Regions from separate parts of the Homo sapiens genome. Here region 1 is linked to region 2. Evidence: read pairs that join two places in POLR2A ChIA-PET (ENCODE). Cell type or tissue: OCI-LY7. All regions are shown on one strand.

Region 1 (5,000 bases), 110 kb before region 2:
GAGAGTTTTTAGGCAGGGAAGGAAAAAATAAGGAGTGATCAGCACCAATGGTCAGTTAAACAGATCCAGAGTCAATAATTTACCCGAATCTGGAATTCTTTAGCTCAATCACCTCCTTGGAATTCTCCACAAGGCTTCGGAAGACTCCAAACTCAAATTTAAGAAACATTAGTCAATGTGATAACCCTATTTCTTTTTTTTTTTTTTTTTTTTTTTTGAGACGGAGTCTCGCTTTGTCACCCAGGCTGGAATGCAGTGGCGCAACCTTGGCTCACTGCAACCTCCGCCTCCCGGGGTCAAGCGATTCTCTTGCCTCAGTCTCCCGAGTAGCTGGGACTACAGGCATGCGCCACCAAGCCCAGCTAATTTTTGTATTTTAAGTAGAGACGGGGTTTCACCATATTGGCCAGGCTGGTCTCAAACTCCTGACCTCGTGATCCGCCCACCTCGGCCTCCCAAAGTGCTGGATTATAGGCTGAGCCACCGTGCCTGGCTCCTACTTCTTAAGAGGTTTGCAATTAAGGATTACAAAAAAAATCAGTGTCCCTTGTAGTAACATGATTTATTTTTTATTTTTATTTTTTGAGATGGGAATTTCAGTCTTGTCCCCCAGGCTGGAGTGCAATGGCACCATCTTGGCTCTCTGCAACCTCCGCCTCCCAGGTTCAAGTGATTCTCCTGTCTTAGCCTCCCGAGTAGCTGGGATTACAGGCGCCCACCACCATGCCCAGATAATTTTTGTATTTTTAGTACAGATGGGGTTTCACCATGTTGGCCAGGCTCGTCTCGAACTCCTGACCTCAGGTGATCTGCCCGGCTTGGCCTCCCAAAGTGCTGGGATTACAGGTTACAGGCATGAGCCACCATGCCTGGCTAGTAACATGCTTAACTATCATTCTGTCAATTAATCTACTCAAGTTCTACTGAAATAACTGCATTACTACTGAAAAAGTGTCACTTAAACTACCTTGAAAAATACAAACAGGCCAGGTGCGGCTCACGCCTCTAATCCCAGCACTTTGGGAGGCTGAGGCAGGTGGATCACCTGAGGTCAGGAGTTCGAGACCAGCCTGGCCAACATGGTGAAACTCCATCTCTACTAAAAATACAAAAATTAGGCCGGGCGCAGTGGCTCATGCATGTAATCCCAGCACTTTGGGAGGCTAAGGTGGGAGGATCACCTGAGGCTGGGAGTTTGAGACCAGCCTGACCAACATGGAGAAACCCCGTCTCTACTAAAAATACAAAAATTATCTTGGCATGGTGGCGCATTCCTGTAATCCCAGCTACTTGAGAGTCTGAGGCAGAAGAATTGCTTGAACCAAGGAGGCAGAGGTTGTGGGTGAGCTGAGATCGCACCGTTGCACTCCAGCTTGGGAAACAAGAGCGAAACTGTCTTAAAAAAAAAAAAAAAATTAGCTGGGCATGGCGGCATGCGCCTGTAGTCCCAGCTACTTGGGAGGCTGAGGCACGAGAATCACTTGAACTTGGGAGGAGGAGGTCACAGTGAGCCAAGATTGCGCCACGGCACTTCAGCCTGGACGACAGAGCAAGACTCTGTCTCAAAAAAAAAAAAAAAAAGAAAAATACAAACATTCTAAAAAAAGACCTTGAGCCTTTTCTAACTACTCTTGCCTTTTCCAATGACTCTTTAAAAAGAGAACTTGGGGCCGGGCACGGTGGCTTATGCCTGTAATCCCAGCACTTTGGGAGGCTGAGGTGGGTGGATCACGAGGTCAGGAGATCGAGACCATCCTGGCTAACACAGTGAAACCCCGTCTCTACTAAAAATACAAAAAATTAGCAGGGCATAGTGGCGGGCGCCTGTAGTCCCAGCTACTCGGGAGGCTGAGGCAGGAGAATGGCATGAACCCGGGAGGCGGAGCTTGCAGTGAGCTGAGATGACGCCACTGCACTCCAGCCTGGCTGACAGAGCGAGACTCCGTCTCAAAAAAAAAAAAAAAACTTGGGCTGGGCGCTATGGCTCACGCCTGTAATCCTAGCACTTTGGGAGGCCGAGGTGGGTGGATCATGAGGTCAGGAGATCGAGACCATTCTGGCTAACACGGTGAAACACCATCTTTACTTCAAAATAGAAAAAATTAGCTGGGCGTGGTGGCAGGCGCCTGTAGTCCCAGCTACTAGGGAGGCTGAGGCAGGAGAATGGCATGAACCCGGGAGGCGGAGCTTGCAGTGAGCCAAGATCATGCCACTATGCCACTGTACTCCAGCCTGGAAGACAGAGCGAGATTCCGTCTCAAAAAAAAAAAGAAGAAGAAGAAGAAAAAGAAAACTTGACCACCAATCAATGTGATACTCACATCTTGATTATATTCCAAGAAGACATGGAAATTTAAATCTCTTCTCAAAATAGGATGTGCTGCCACACGACACAGGAACACTTCATGCATCGCAACTGTCTTCTTGAATATTGCCAAATATTCACTAGAAACAATATACAAAATTAAAGGTAAAAAACTCCATCAACTAAAAAGTCACCTGCAACAATTTTTTTCAGAAAATACTCTTTGGATTATTCCGAATGCAAATCAGAGATACAAAGATATAATTCATGTAAACAAGGTTTTTAGTTGAACTGTTAATGAAATACATAAAACCCAGCTTTGAAAAAGGTTTCATGCCAGTTAATAATATTTATATCTAAATGTTAATATTTTTAAGTTTTACAAATTTTTCTTACTTATGCGAGTTGATGTTAAAGTTAACTATAGGGCTGCTTGTTCTCAGCTCTACAGGAAGTGTGCTACAAATTATTTGATAGAATCTTAATGATTCAATATCCAATGACTGCTTTTAAACAACTTAGTACAAAAAAAATTAAAACCCAAACCTCGGTGAGCATATTTTCAACGTTAATAATTATTTTCATCTAATTACCCAAACACACAAGAAACACACTATGAAGAAACTAATTTTTTTTGCCATTACACCAAAGAAATGTGTTTAAAATATTTTAATACCAGCAGTGAATCCCAGAGACCACAAAGTAATACATGTCAGTTTGGGGGAAAAAAAAAAAAAAACATTCAAGGAAAAGGCTTGATATTCTTGCTTCAACTACGTGCAAGAAGGATAAGTTTTACATACCAGCAAACCAGCAGGACCAATGATGGGAGAAGTTTGATCTCTGTGAGGGTAGTCATTCAGTGAAGACAAAAAAGAAGGATGCAGAGGATGGAGGTAGCAGTAGAATAAACCCAAGGTTCTCTGTTATCCAACCCCTAACCAGACCACAAAAGAATCATGATCAGGGCCACTGGAAAATCACAGATTCTTCGATATTAATGTGCTCTGCTCATTTCCAATTTTCAGTCTTATAAACTTTGAATATATATCTGTCTGCTATCAGACCGCTGCTTGCAACTAAGACCTGCTTTGCTGATTTATCTTTTCAAGAGTTTAGCATCCTGAAGAGAAGTATAGTAGCAGTGTGAATATATAACTAAAAACTAAAACTAGTGGAAGAAGAGAAGAGGAAATGCATGAAGGGGAGAAATGACCAGAAAAAGTGACAGAGGTGATAACTAAGGAAAATTATTTCCTTGTACAACTCTCAAAATAGAGAAACATATCCAGCAAATCCAAAATTACTCCAAATGTTTAACAAAAGGGGAAAGATTCTGTGTTTTCAGCAAATACACTAAAAACGAAATATGGGTTGAGTATCCCTACCCGAAAATCTGAAATCCAAAGTACTCCAAAATCTGAAATTTTTTAAATAAAGACATGATGCTCAAAGGAAATATTCATCAGAACATTTCAGATTTCAGATTAGGGATGCTCAACCAGTAAGTATAATGCAAATACTCCAAAAAAAAAAAATTAAAATCCAAAATGCACTCCCAGGGATTCTGCATAAGTGATACTCAACCTGTACATAATTTCCCTTTCTTCTTTTCTCTGCCTGTGGCTTCTGCCCAAAGGGAAAAGAATACAGAAGCAAAGTAACTAAAGAATAGTTAAAAACTGTTTTTCATTAAATGACTATTAGTTTCATATATACTAGAAATGTATTAGTTTCTTGAAAAAACTGTGATAATTCACACTACATACATACGCAGTTTTTAAGAAAACAGAATATATGCAGTTGCTCAGTACATTCTCTTTTGAGAAGTATGGCAATATGCCCACATTGAAAAAAGAGAACTAGGTTGGTAGTGACTAAGGCTTTGTAAATAGAAAAAAAAAAACAATGACTATTCTACTTTAAAAAGTCATGTTCTCTATTTCTTTTTCCCCTTAAGTCCAAAGACAGACTGGACCTTTTACCTTTTTAAAAGAAGCTTTTGGATCTTCCATTTTCAACTTTCAGGGTCTATTTCAAATATGAATTTAAATAACTTTACAGTGGAAACAATTATTCTATAATTTTCCTGTAGGCTCTGATCATGATCATTAATACTGGTTGTATGACTTAAACCTGCATCTTCCAGAAAGGGTTTAATGATGGGATATCAGAAAACACCAAAAAAGGCATTAAAGCAAGCACAATTAACAAAGGCAACAACAACCAAAAAAAAAAAACAAAAAAATAAAAAAATCACTTACGCTTCCAGTTCCTGTTTCATCTTTGTGAATTCTTCCTTCGTCATTGACCCTTCTCCTTCACCAAGCTTCTGTAGTTTTTCCCTTGAAGCATCAAAATCAGGTCTTGGTGGTGCTGGTGGAATCTGTAACAGGACCAAATGACTAATTTTAAGGAAATTTTCATTTCTTGAAGCATTGTACTACTGCCACCATAGAAGACTGTGTCTGGGAAAGCTAAGGGGATCCAGAATGAGCTGAACACCAGGAACACCCAAATTCAGATTGGAGAACTTGACTAGTTGTAGAAATTAAGTTTTGGCCAGGCGCAATGGCTCACGCCTGTAATCCCAGCACTTTGGGAGGCTGAGGTGGGCGGATCACCTGAGGTCAGGAGTTCAAGACCAGCCTGGCCAACATGATAAAATCCCGTCTCTACCAAAAATACAAAAATT
Region 2 (5,000 bases):
TAGGATTGTTTTTCAAATATTCTTGAAAGATGCTACTTTAAAAATATACTAAATAGGGCCAGTGCAGTGGCTCAAGCCCATAATCCCAGCAGTTTGGGAAGCCAAGGTGGGCGGATCTCCTAAGGTCAGGAGTTCAAGACCAGCCTAGCCAACATGTTGAAACCCCATCTCTATATACACACTAAATAGGCTCAGCCCAGTGGTTCACACCTATAATCCCAGTGCTTTGGGAAGTTGAGATGGGTGGATTGCTTAAGGCCAGGAATTCAAGACTAGCCTAGACAACACAGTGAGACCCCGTCTCAACAATTTTTTTTTTTTTAAATTAGCTGGGCAGGCCGGGCATGGTGGCTCATGCCTGTAATCCCAGCACTTTGGGAGGCTGAGGCAGGCAGATCACCTGAGGTCAGGAGTTTGAGACCAGCCTGGCCAACATGGTGAAATCCCATCTGTATTAAAAATACAAAAATTAGCCAGGTGTGGTGGCATATGCCTGTAGTCCCAGCTATTCGGGAGGCTGAGGCAGGAGAATTGCTTGAACCCAGGAGGCAGAGGTTGCAGTGAGCCGAGATCACACCACCGCCCTCCAGCGTGGGTGATACAGTGAGACTTTGTCTCAAAAAAAAAAAAAAAAAAAAAATTAGCTGGGCATGGTGGTGTATGTCTATAATCCCAGCTGCTCAGGAGCTTGAGGTGGGAGGATCACTTGAGCCCAGGAGTTCAAGGTTATATTGAGCTATGATTGTGCCACTGCACAGCAGCCTGGGCAATAGAGTGAAACCCTGTCCAAAAAAGAAGAAAAAAATGTGTGTGTATGTGTGTATATATACATATATATATACATATATATATGTACACACACGGAAGTTACAAAAATAGAGGTTCAATGATCTGTAATACATCTTTTAACAAAAACATTTAATATTTATCTACTTACATACAGTAATTAAGAATGAATAGTTTAAACAGATTATTGCATTTACATAGCATTTTCCTGTTTTCAAAAACCATTTCCATATTTAGTACTCAGGAAACATGGTAAACAGATATTACCGTTCCCATACTATGGGTTAAAAAACTGAGATTTAGAGATTTAATTTGCCAAATTGCATTATGAGAGGAAATTTAAGTGGAGGGATGATTCCTCTACTTCTACATGGAAATAAAGCAATTAGTTGGATGTTCCAGAGCAAAAGAAAAGCCTCAGACTTCTTTATGGGCTGAAAGGAGACAGAACATCCATAAACTCATGCTGTCTTCAAAAGCAGTATTTGAGCTTTTGAAGTGGTGGCTCATGCATGCAATCCTAGCACTTTTGGGAGGCGGAGGTCAGAGGACAGCTTGAGCCCAGGAGTTGGAGATCAGCCTAGGCAACATGGCCAAACTCAGTCTCTACAAAAGAGATACAAAAAAAAAAAAAAAAAAAATTAGGCATGGTGGTGCATGCCTGTAGTCCCAGCTACTTGGGAGGCTGAGGTGGGAGGATCATCTGAGCTGGGAAGGTTGAGTTTGAAGTGAGCTGAAATTTTGACACTGCACTCCAGCCTGGGCAACAGAGTGAGACCCTGTCTCAAAAAAAAAAAAAAAAAAAGGCAACATTTACTGGGACCTGCCTGCCCACCTCTAGTAGCTTTAATACTATTCATAAAAAAATGAACATTCACGTTGTTTTGCATCTCCACCTACTATTAAATGTGCAAGCAAAAACAGGACCTATGAAGAGCAAAATGAGACTGTTTTTTCTGAGTGGCAAACCTAAGAGTCTTCTCAACCTCTTGATGATTTACCATTGTTGAGATTATTCCTTAACAAGAAAACACTTTTAAAAGAATTTCCTCCCAAAGCTTATTTGCCAGATTCCATAAATTAGCTGCTACAAATGTTCTGTATCAGAGAAACTCAAACCCAGTAAGAGGCTTCTCTTCCAATGTACGAAAAAGGCACATTTCAATACACAATGCTGGCCACACTATTTTAGATAATGATGGAAAACAACAGCTGATAGCCAGTTTGGGACACATGCCAACTGTTCCCATTTGTCTGAAAATGCTAAAATTAATTGCTGTAACACTCAGTTTTTAAAGAAAATTGTTATTGATAAATGAGAAAGTATTACCAACTAAAATCCTGAAAAACAGAATAAAGATAATGATGCCTCTTTGATCTGAAATACCAGTTTTTAAACTTTTAATGTTCTGAAGTATAAGTAAACACATCTCAACAGCTTTACATATTTTCATATATTTTATTTTTTAAACTCTCATAACTTTGCAAGCTAGCAGTAAAATATTGCCTTCAATATTTTACTAATTAGCACCGTATACCTTTTAAAGCTAACTGGAACATTGATTCATTATAAATGATTGTAAAATAAAATGATCATTTCAAATGCCAAATTAATCTCAAATAACAAGTGAACTATTATTAATTTTATCTCTTTTTTTGGCTCTACGCACAAAGATGTATTTCAAAGATGAACTTAATTATATTAGTATCAGTTTTGTCAATCTAGCAAATCAAAGTATCACAGTTTAAAGCAATATTTAATCTCTGAAATTACTAGAGGCATACAAGAAAGTTAAGGAATCAGCTACAAAAACAAAAGATACTACATAACTGATTTATAGTCCCTTATTTTTTAAAAGAATGAGGAAATAACTCAATGAAAAATTCCATGGTGCCAAGTATCAGTTACACATATGGTTAAGTATACGTCAGTATTCTCTGTTTTGCTTATCAGAGTTTGGCCTTACCAAAAACCATCGAAATGTCCAGGATAACTCACAGGGACAGCTGGAAGCCTGAAATAAAATTGCTCAGTGCAAAAAGATCCCAAACCATTCATATAATTTTAAATGGAAGCCTAGACATTTAATCCCTATTTTTAATGTTCACATCTGAAAAATCTTTCAAAAATATGGAAAAAATCTAATTATACTAAAATTACTTCCACACATTCAAAAAAAATTTTTAAGGGATATTTTCTTTCCTGTTTTCTGCTAAAAGCATTCCTCTGAGCTATGGGGTTAAGTTCTGAGCCACGACTGACTGCTTACTAGCATGCCTGTTTTGCATACCAGTAGAATCAAGTCCAGTTTTGCCATTTGTGGATAACTATGACAAGATACAAAAGCATGTGTTTGCCATAAATAGCCCTGGCTAACAGCAAACCGCTCACACTGAGCAGATCAAATTCTCTATAAGGAGCACAGTCTGGACCATAGCCAAATCCCACTACTAATGTTTAAGACTGCTATTATCAATTCCTATTCCAATTCAATTTGCAAAATATATTCAGAAATAGTAGGTGAAATGACTGTTCCGAAACATCAGAAGTATCATTAAACTTTTAAAGGACATTTTACAAATTATTTTCATTACGACCAAATAAGCAATAAGAGCTTCCTGCTTCTACTATACAACTACTTAGAAATGTAAATGTGAATAAAAAAATAACTATGCTAATTTATCCAGAGAACAAATCAGATATTGAAAAGTATTTATGCCAAAGTGCAAAAAATAATTTCTGATCTTCATATTAACACATAGGAAATAAATACACTAATGTTTATAAAAGTACCATTCTTTAACAATGGTATTTTATATTAGTTGGCCTTAAGATAGAATACTTTTTAAACCAAATAGATCCAACAAATCTGGAAAATATCACACATGAATGCTGTACAAAAAAAATTCTCAAATGACCAGTGCAGAGATTAGTAATAGCTGTTTTTACCCTAGAAGTTGTTTCACATAACATTTTGCAAAATTTCCAAGGAAAACAAGGCAACGTTCTGTAATATGCCACAATTTTTATTGCAACGTGGCCATTTTTGTGAGGGTGGGGAGTTTGATCTCAAAACAATGTTCCATTTAAGGCTCTTTTATACAGAAATTGCCATCATGACTGATATTCAAAATATCTTTAGTGTTGCAGGACTCACATGGTAAACATAAAACTCCTACACTTATTCAGTAGTGTACACTCAATGGAAAACAAAAAGGCATTAATAACAGCTATTTCTTTTAAGAAGATATGCAGGTAACAGGAATGAACACTGAGGTACTAGGATAAGTTGATGACACAGTTAACAAAACTTAATTGGCATTCCTTTTAGGATATTAAACTTATTACAAAAAGTGCTTTTAATGCATAGTGTTATATCCGTGCTGCCATATCACTAAAATAGGCTTGCCAAGGCAGGTGAGGTGTATGAATGCTCAAGCCTCACAGAACTGCAATCAAGTGCCAACTATAAATAATACTGAAAAAAGTTGACCATCTGACCAGTGGATAATACTTTCAAGGCATTCAATTAGCTTATCCTTTGCAGTATTCTAAGCTATTCACATTGACGATCACATACATTGTAGTGCTTGCTGCAAGGGAGGCATATAACCAGTTGTTTTGGCTAAAATATGACAGGAAGGCATTCCTTGGGTTCTATATAAAAGTAACAGTATTCAACAGTCTAATGGCAATCACTGATAGGCTGCTTAAATAAATGATATTTCCTTCATTCATTGTGTTGGAAGGGCCCAGTGGAAAGGGGGAAATACAACAAAAAACCAAAACCTAATACTATTCCAATGGACTGAGCTGGAGAAATGGAAGCTCCTTAAGATCCAGATGGCACTTGACTGTCATTTTATAATGGTTTTCCTTCAAGTGAAACTACTACATTGCCTCCCAATTTCTCTCCAAGTGTCGAACGGTCCTTAATATCATCCAAGCCATTTACTTGCCACTCATGTTTAATACCTAAAAAGAAAAAACATTATCCTATTACTTTATTATAATTAATAAAGAATAATTTCTCTGCCCCAAATATTCAAGTTTGTACCTGTAAATTTCTTTTTAATGGCATCTTTAGAGCTAGCATAAATCATCTTGCTTTTTAAAGGTGCACTTTCAGGAGCCCTACAGAAAAAAAAAAAATTATTGAATCCCATTTATAAGAAAAACAAAGGTAAGACTGACTATGATAATAATAATCCTT

What was found. ChIA-PET counts read pairs that join two places held together with the same protein. Peaks named below come from ENCODE experiments on the same cell type or tissue, not always from the same donor. Only the 100,000 strongest peaks of a DNase experiment are listed, where the experiment ranks them.
Region 1: POLR2A ChIA-PET joins it to region 2 with 6 read pairs; 7 of 35 experiments call an interaction of 5 or more read pairs at or near these places.

The regions. Positions count from the first base shown.
Region 1 is chr14:34,601,027-34,606,026 of GRCh38, forward strand. It overlaps SNX6 (sorting nexin 6), which reads right to left. Exons shown (of 14, transcript NM_152233.4): 5 at 4,570-4,691; 6 at 2,322-2,445. Among named protein-coding and RNA genes, the nearest start is that of SNX6, 27 kb to the right of the region's middle. In OCI-LY7, no CTCF peak of the experiment used is centred here; no DNase peak of the experiment used is centred here.
Region 2 is chr14:34,708,216-34,713,215 of GRCh38, forward strand. CFL2 (cofilin 2) reads right to left here. Exons shown (of 4, transcript NM_138638.5): 3 at 4,845-4,921; 4 at 898-4,762. The coding sequence ends at 4,650. Among named protein-coding and RNA genes, the nearest start is that of CFL2, 3.9 kb to the right of the region's middle. In OCI-LY7, no CTCF peak of the experiment used is centred here; a DNase peak (open chromatin) is centred at 3,116; H3K4me3 peaks cover 3,396 bases; H3K27ac peaks cover 4,262 bases.